Linked DNA regions of Homo sapiens: region 1 is linked to region 2. A link is an interaction called in ENCODE POLR2A ChIA-PET data of the cell type or tissue named here. Cell type or tissue: Panc1. All regions are shown on one strand. Links, peaks and the distances in the headings refer to the core of each region. The heading gives the core; the rest is flanking DNA.

Region 1 (4,397 bases), core at 79-4,078, 130 kb after region 2:
ACTCATCCCACAACCTGGCAATTCAGAGAGGGGAGATGAACTCAGTCCCCAGAAGTACCACCAAAGTTAAGACAGCTTCTGCTCAGCACTGGGTTATTTAGGAAAATATATATTTAGAAACTTCAGGACAGGGACTCTGCTTTTTACTTTTGCTTGAACCACAGTGTTCACTTCTGGCCCTGAGCACTTGGCACATGATTAATAAGTCAAATAGGTTTGTCACAATGTCTCACCTTGACATCCTATGGGGGAGTTTTTAAAAAAGTTATTTGGAAAGAAGATTCTGTCTTGTAGTCTATGGGAGCAAAAGATGAAAAGAAGAAAGAGAACCACTGCCAAGCACTTTGCCCATGATGGAAAGAGGTTTCCTGAGAAAGTCCACTGGCTGCAGGGCTTCCTGGACTGCACGCCGGCCAAATCCAGGCAGAGGATGGAGGCAGAACAAATTTAAAACAGGATTAAGACTTGGATCTTCTGGATTCCCAGAACGAAGCAGCATACCAATTATTTGTACTAATAAATTACATAAGCCTACCACTGATCAATTAATAAGAAGTATGCCTTCGATTTTTTTACCTCCATGATTACAATTTCTGAGCAATGCCTACATAGTAACTATAGTTATAAGAACTACTATAGGCCGGGCACAGTGGCTTATACCTGCAATCCCAGCACTTTGGGAGGCCGAAGTGGGCGGATCATGAGGTCAGAAGTTTGAGACAAGCCTGGCCAACATAGTGAAACTCCATCTCTACTAACAGTACAAAAAAATTAGCCAAGTGTTGGCCAGGTGTGGTGGCTCACACCTGTAATCCCAGCACTTTGGGAGGTCGACGTGGGCAGATCACGAGGTCAGGATATTGAGACCATCCTGGCTAACATGGTGAAACCCCAAACCCTGTCTCTACTAAAAAAAAAAATTAGCTGGGCATGGTGGCACGCGCCCGTAGTCCCAGCTACTCAGGAGGCTGAGGCAGGAGAATTGCTTGAACCCAGGAGGTGGAGGTTGCAGTGAACCGAGATCACGCCACCGTACTCCAGCTTGGGTGACAGAGACTCCGTCGCAAAAAAAAAAAAAAAAAATAGCCGGGCGTGGTATAAAACCAGCTACTTGGGAGACTAAGGCAAAGAGAATCGCTTGAACCTGGGAGGCAGAGGTTGCAGTGAGCTGAGATCGCGCCACTGCACTCCAGCCCAAGCGACAGTACAAGACTCCATCTCAAAAAAAAAAAAAAAAAAAAAAGAACTACCATAACTGCCTATACAATAATAACTCCACCTCCCTAGATATAGTGTTAAATTAAAAAGCAATTTGTAAAACCATGTCTAATATGGCGCCATTTTATTATGATTACTTTTCATCACATCCAAATTGGTTGGGTTTTGGGTGGGGAGTTCCCAATGACAAATAGACTACATGCTCAAACAAGTTCAAACACAAGAGTTAGCACTAAATGTCAGCTCCTGTGATCCCCTCCCCACACAACTACCAGAGATAACTAGAGGTAACAGTTTAGCAGATTTTCTTCCACACTTTATCTGTCAGGTAGGATTTTTATGGTAAGCATTTCTGAGATGGAGGGTGTGTGTATGTGTGTATGTGTGTGTCTTAATAAGCATGTGATGCTGTTATCTGAAACAACAGTAAGCCTATACAATTTAAGAAGAAAAATTTTTCCATCTTTTCCAAAATTTTCCAAAAATCCAAAAGGTGCAGTACAAAGAAATAAAGCATTTTTAAAGTCACCAAAATTCTCTGTTAACAGTTCTGCATAATTCTGATTCCTCTGTTATCCCCAAGAGTTCAGGTGAGCATTCAAAAATCACCAAAACCTAGAGGTTTCTGCATAACCAGGTACCTGGGACTCCTTTGAATATAATTACAGGAACCAAAATATGACCTGTGGTTTGCACCTTCCTCCTCAGAGAGATGACAGTCCCTGCGGTCACCCTTGTTGCTGCCTTCCTGGATCACTGCAACCGCTGCCTGCTGGAGCCCAGTGGAGTGTCCAGAACATCAATGTGGAGATGGATTCGTCTCCCTGCTCCCAGCTTCCATCCCCATGGACCCTTTCCGTCCTCCCGGCCAGATTAATCTCAGAGGGCGATGGGAGGAGACGGCTGGAGCGCAGGTTTGGAACCAGAGACCTCAGTGTCAACTTCTCAGTGCTCCTCCACTTCCTGGCTACAGAGTTGCTTAAATTAGATAAACTACAAAACGAGAGACAACCAGCCATTTTGTGCCTCCTCATGAAAATATACATCACGACCTCTAAGTATTGTCACCAAAAGATGGACTTGGAATGTGATCGAGCCCTTGTAAACAGCCAGCACTACCAGTTTACAGGAAAACAAAGGGGAGGGAAACACATTGCACTAAAGAAGGGCATGCATCAGCCAACTTCAGAATGTGCAAACACTCAGGACGGATCCTAGTTTCTTCAACAAATAATCTCCAAGGGAAAAAAGGAAACGGAGGAGGAGCTTTTCAATTAAAAGGGACTTAAGAGACATAACAACCACTTTCAATGTATACGCTTTATTTGGATTGTGATTGAAACAAAAGAAATTATTTGTTTTTAATATATGTGACAATCAAGCGAATGTGAACAATGGCTGGATATTTGATGACATAGATATTAAGGAATTATTATTAATTCAGCAACAATAATAGTACTGTGGTTTTTTTTTTTCTAAGACACAGTCTCGGTCTGTCAACCAGGCTGGAGTGCAGTGGCGCAATCTCGGCTCACTGCACCCTCCACCTTCTGGGTTCAAGCGACTCTCCTGCCTCAGGCTCCTGAGTAGCTGGGATTACAGGTACATGCCACCGCACCTGGCTAATTTTTATATTTTTAGTAGAGATGGGGTTTCACTATGTTGGTCAGGCTAGTCTCGAACTCCTGACCTTGTGATCTGCCCGCCTCGCCCTCCCAAACTGCTGGGATCACAAGCGTGAGCCGCTGTGCCCGGCTTCCCACTGTAGTTATTTTTTTTAAGAGTCTTTATCTTTTAAAGACATACATTGAAATATTTGTGGTTGAAGAGATGTGACAACTGGGATTTCCTTCAAAGTAATTACTGGAGGGATGATAAAGGGGATATCAATGAAACAAGATTGGCCATAAGTTGACAATTGCTGAAGCTAAGTGATGGATACATGGAGAGTTTATTATACTATTTTCTCTTTTTTTGTATATGTTTGTAATTTTCCAATTTTCTTAATCTTTTTTATTGTTTTCATCCTGTACTTTCTGGGATTCTGGATTGTATTTTTGTATTTCATGTATCATTTAACATGCTCCTCTGTTCTCTGCTGGCCTGTAACCTATTGGTAGTATTTAGAGACTTGACGCCATAGAAGCTCTATTTTTGGCAAGAATACTTTATGGGTGATTTTTGTACTTTTATCAAGAGGCACATAATAGTCCATAATAAAAACATTTCTTAAAGCTGAAAAATGAAGATGCTTCCTGGAGAGATAATTTTGAGATGAAATTATTTATGTAAGTAAAAGACCAAGCACAGAGCTTGGCACATCATGGGTGCTTTACAGGTGTCAGATTTCTTCCCTCAACCTATTAATAAGCTCTCTAATAATGTCCATGATCTATTGGATCAAGATTTAAGTACACATAGAATTCCAGATCTCCCATGATCTGTTCCTGGTTTACCTTTCTGTCTAGTCTTATTGCCTTCCTCTCTTTAAACACACACACACACACACACACACACACACACACACACACACACACACACACACTGCATTCATTAACCTCATTCCTTAGCTTACACCAGTTCCCCCACTTGAGATGTCCTCCTTGCCTACTCTCTGCCATCCTTCAAGACTCAGGTCAAGCCCCATCTCCTTCAGGAGAATATCGTGATCTTACAAGCCTGGTTATACCTCCCTTAATGCTGCCTTGAATTGTTGTTCAGCACTTACATTAATAAACTTCCCATGAAATGAGCTACTTCTCCAATAGCCCAGGGCAGGGCAGTTCACTGGCCCTGCTTATGTCTTTCATGACAGTCTGCACCATGCACACAGCAGCATGCCACACATGTTTGCCAAATTAAGAGAGGAAATAATTAACCAGGAAATAGCTTCAACTTTAATAGAGGAGGGCAAACTGCCCAGTCACACATAAACAGATGCTCAATTTGGGGAAGAGGAGGAATATACGAAGATGTTTTTATCTCACCTGAAAGAGAAAATACCTGCCAAAATGTCCATTTTTACTTCACTAATCTCATCCTAAATTTCATGTATGAAGAAGTCAGAAATTTCCCAGGCCCTAAAATTAGTGAGTTCAAGATTAGTGGACAAGATTGAATAAAATAAAGTGGCAAACTCAAGTGTCTGAACACACAGTTTGGGTCACCAACTATGACTG
Region 2 (4,397 bases), core at 85-4,084:
TATGTCAGAAATGCTCAAACTTTTTAGTCTCATGATCTCTTTACTGGATTAAAAAATTATCATGAACTCTGAAAAGCTTTTGTTTAGTTAGGCTATATTTATCAATATTTACCATACTATATCTTAAGATTTAAGAAAGTATGTATCTATTAATTCATTTCAAAATAACAATAATAAACCTATTTCACATCAACAGAAATAATAAAATTTTATGAAAAATGTTTCTAAAACAAAAAAATTAGTGAGAAGTGTAACATTAATTTTTATTTTTGCCAGTCTCTTTGATGTCTGAATAAGTAGAGGTGAGTTCAATTTTCTTATCTTCTAAATTTAATCTGTTGCAATATGTTTTGTTGTTTTGGTTGACATATATAAAGAAAATCTGGTCTTACATATTACTAGCTTTTCAGATAATTCCAGATAATTCTTCTTTGATATTACACCAAAACTTGACAAGTAGCACTTTCTTAAATGTTAGTTGCAATGTGGAATCTAAAACCATTATCAATGAACTTTTCATACTCTGTTACATTACAATGTATTGGTATCTCTTTCACTTTGATGAGATCACTTACCCACACACAATTTTGAAACATCATACATTGGTCATGTGGAAAATATACTTTCAACATTTTATTATAGGATATTAAAAAATTATATCCATTACTGTTATCTCCAATTTCATCAATCACACCAGTACTTTTTGTCAAGACAACCGTCACACTGTCATGCAGAAGTGCTTTGTGCAGGAGTACAGGCACAGAGGAAAGGACATGTGAGGACACAGGGAGAAGGTGGCCCTCTGAAATCCAGGAAGAGAGGCCTGACCAGAAACCTGCCCTGCTGACATGCTGAGCATGGACTTCCAGCCTCCAGAACTATAGGAAAATAAGTTACCGTTGTTTAAGCCACCCAGTCTGTGATATTATGCTGTGGCAGTCCAAGCTGACTGAAACAGCTACACACAAGCTGGGAGCAGGCGTCCAGCCTGACTCACTCTATCCATGCAGTCCCACACTCACTTGCTTTCATATATGGTAGGGGTTCTCCTCACTAGTCACGCGGTTACCTGACATTGTATCATTTAGGATGCTTTTGGGCACAAGGAATATAAGTGTCTTAAACTGAAAGAAACCCAACCAAAAGTGTCTTGAACTAAAAGAACAAGAAGTCCAAAGGCGGGTGCCTCCAGGGTTGTAACTCAGAGGCTCACAAAGACCCAAGGGTTTCCTGTTTTCCATCTTTCTATTATCCTGCCCTCTGGATGTGATTACCCCACATGATGGCAAAGTGGGTGCAGAAGTTCCAGGCATCAGAACCCGACTGTAAGACGTCTAGCAAAAAAGAGAGATGCTCTCATCCAGGTATCTCTCTTACGAGCAAGAACACTGTTTTCCAGACTCCCCGCACGTCCACCCTCAACTTTCTCTCAGGTTTCATTGGCTGAGACCGGGACATATGGCCAAGTGGACACAATCATCAGCAAGAGGAATGAAACCAACAAACAAGCCTCCCCTCCAGGGTCTGAGTGGGTGGGCCCAGTCTCCTGTGATAAATGATCCAAAGGGGAAACAAAGGGCTGTTTTCGTCATCCTCTGGCTCCTGGTGTAAATTTGCGATCATGTTATAAGCTTGTAATTGTGCTATAAGTCTGCTACTATGTCCCTGAACTTGGACCGTTAGGCAAGAAAGTATAAATGTTATGATGCAAATCCTAACAGATACTCTTCCTGTCCCATCCACATCCCTCAGACCCCACCATTTCCGGGTGCTCCCCAAAAGACAGATGACTTCCGGCTGCTAGCACCTCTCCTCGGAATTAACAACCCCTCCTCAATGCCTTCAACCAATGACTGACAGGAGTTGGTGTCTAAATGTCCCAGTGTGCTCACCTCTGGAGGTCTAATTATGGGCTATGTCCTACTCCATTTCCTAGACTCGGCTCCAGCTGCCCACTGGGGCAGCTGGCTTACTCACGCACCTTTTACTGGCTGCCTCCCCTGTCCCGTTTCCCCTCTCCCCTGCTGATACTCCCTTCCCTGCCCAAAGAAATCATTTGCATTTGAACCCTTGTCTCTGGGTCTACTTCTGGGGAAACTCAAAGACACAAACTATTCTATGCTATATAAATCAAGCCAGAAGAGTACAGGGAACTCCCAGGGTGAGTTTCAACTCCATCCTGAACCATGAAAGGTGGGAGGAATTGGAACCCACTGGGCATGTGAGCTGACCACATCTCATCGGGGCTGGAGTCAGACTCAGCTCTGATGTTATAAGATCTCTTAAGGGAGTTCTCTTGCCAAGACATCCTCATTAAACACGTCCCCCAGGAAGTTAGGAACCTATTTTGGGGCAAAGGCAGTGACAGGGGTGGGGAGTGTGAGGAATCCCCAGAGACAAACAAAATGACTTCATACTTTCAAGGGCAAATAAACATAGTGCAAGCTGAGTGTGCATGAAAACTAAAAGGGAAGTAATCAAACATGGGAGTGGCTCAACAGCTCGGTCCTTAGGAATATGGACTCTGCTAGTGTCTGACCTGTACAAGGATTTTAGAGAGTGTTCGCCTGGTTTCTGACTAATCAAGTGCAAGAAAAAAATCTACAGTCAATAATAGAGTGTTGTAAATGCTGAAGTGAGAAAATCTTTAAAACCTCTTTCTATGATTTTAGTCCAATTTTCTATTCCCACCCATTGTTTTCTGTGTCTCAGCATACTTATCGTTAGGCTTTTCTTTTTTCTAAGAGCACCTCACTCTCTGAAGTGTGTTGTCATATTTTGTATCAGTTTTCCCTCACAACGGTAGGTCAATATCATTTTTTCCCTGTTTAAGGAAGAAAAAGCAAGGCCAGAGAGGGAGACAAGCCTCTGGCTCAGGTCAGACAGGGAGTTACCAGGAACCCTTTCCTGCTGCCTGCGGGCAAGGCACCTCCGGGACATGTGTAAACAAGATAAAACAAGGCCAGTTACTTCCTTAAGGAAATTAAAACTCCTAATTTGGAAAACTTTCTCCCTGAAGCTTTAAGTCTAGGTCAATATGACAAGTGCAATGAAGTACCCTACTTTCATCTCTTTGTCTATCTAATTTCTCCCTAGATCAATCCCCACCTCCTCTGGGAAGTTCTCCTTGATTATGTCAGCCTTCAGGAGTCTTCCTCTCCTCTCTGCACTTGACCATACTTTGCCATCACATGGCAAGTGCTATGTGTTCTGTGCGGTTTTCCTGGTCCCTTGCATGATCTCTGGCACATAAAAGTCCAGTATGTATTATTTAATGACTGCATGAAGTTTTATGACAAATATGTTGCATGTACCTCTGTGTGTGTGTGTGTGCGCGCGCGCGCGTGCGCGTGCACTTGGGAAATGGTGAGAGGCTGGGAGCAGTCCCACCCCCAACTTTAATTAATCAGTCAAGACAGGTGAAGTCTGAAGACCACAATGCCGTAGTCACAAAGTGACTGGGGACCACAAAACCATGTTGCTTCCTACACATTCCTGACAAAAGTAATCTTTGAAGTTCTGATGTTCCTTACCATCACAGCACTTGCAAATATTACAATCGCAGGCTAGCAAATGACCCAGTCTACTCAACTGACCACCCGACAGAAAGCGCAGTTACACTAGGCTCTGCCGGAGCCAGAAGCCGGCAAAGACTCCACTGCAGGGTCCAGCTGTCTTACACACACTTGCACAGGCACGCTGGCAGAGCACAGCCACATCAAACAGATGAGTGCTCCTCCATCTCCCTGCTTCTTACGTTCACATTTGGCCACTAATCATTAATTCATCCACAAGAGTTTACTGGGAAGCTACCATGTACCAGGCCCTAAACCAGGGACTGATGAGCACAAACAGCTCCTCTACGCCCACACTGGCAAACGTTCAGGTGTTCACAGCTTCTGGTCGGCTGACGATGACTCACCTTGCTTTCCAGAGCTGTTTTATTTTCTTCATTGTTAGTATATAGTAATGGTTATCGTAGATGGGGACGCTCTGTCTGAACTTGATCTATTCTCCTGCATGATTAGTGGACACTCTTTGTTGCTTGGTGGAGAAAAAGCAGCCACAAAAGTCATGTCCTCATTTTGGTCCTCAGTTTCTTTCCTTTTCTTTTTCTTTCTTTTTTTTTTTTTTTTTTTTTTTTTTTTTTTGAGACAGGGTCTGGCTCTATTGCCCAGGCTAGAGTACAGTGGTGCAATCACAGCTCACTGCAGCCTAGACCTCCTGGGCTCAATCTACCCTCCCATCTCAACCTCCTGAGTAGCTAGGACTACAGGTGTGTGCCACCGTGGCCAGCTAATTTTTGGGTGTTTTTTTTTTTTTTTTTTTTTGTAGAGATGGGGTTTTGCCATGTTGCCCAGACTGGTCTTAAATTCCTGGGCTCAAGTGATCCGCCA

What was found. Peaks named below come from ENCODE experiments on the same cell type or tissue, not always from the same donor. Only the 100,000 strongest peaks of a DNase experiment are listed, where the experiment ranks them.
Region 1: POLR2A ChIA-PET joins it to region 2 with 8 read pairs; 2 of 35 experiments call an interaction of 5 or more read pairs at or near these places.

What each region holds. Positions count from the first base shown.
Region 1 is chr7:27,295,107-27,299,503 of GRCh38, reverse strand. No RefSeq gene overlaps it. Among named protein-coding and RNA genes, the nearest start is that of EVX1-AS, 50 kb to the right of the region's middle. RefSeq lists a silencer at 3,976-4,205. In Panc1, for the core only: no CTCF peak of the experiment used is centred there; no DNase peak of the experiment used is centred there.
Region 2 is chr7:27,422,968-27,427,364 of GRCh38, reverse strand. No RefSeq gene overlaps it. Among named protein-coding and RNA genes, the nearest start is that of EVX1-AS, 180 kb to the right of the region's middle. In Panc1, for the core only: no CTCF peak of the experiment used is centred there; no DNase peak of the experiment used is centred there; H3K27ac peaks cover 466 bases.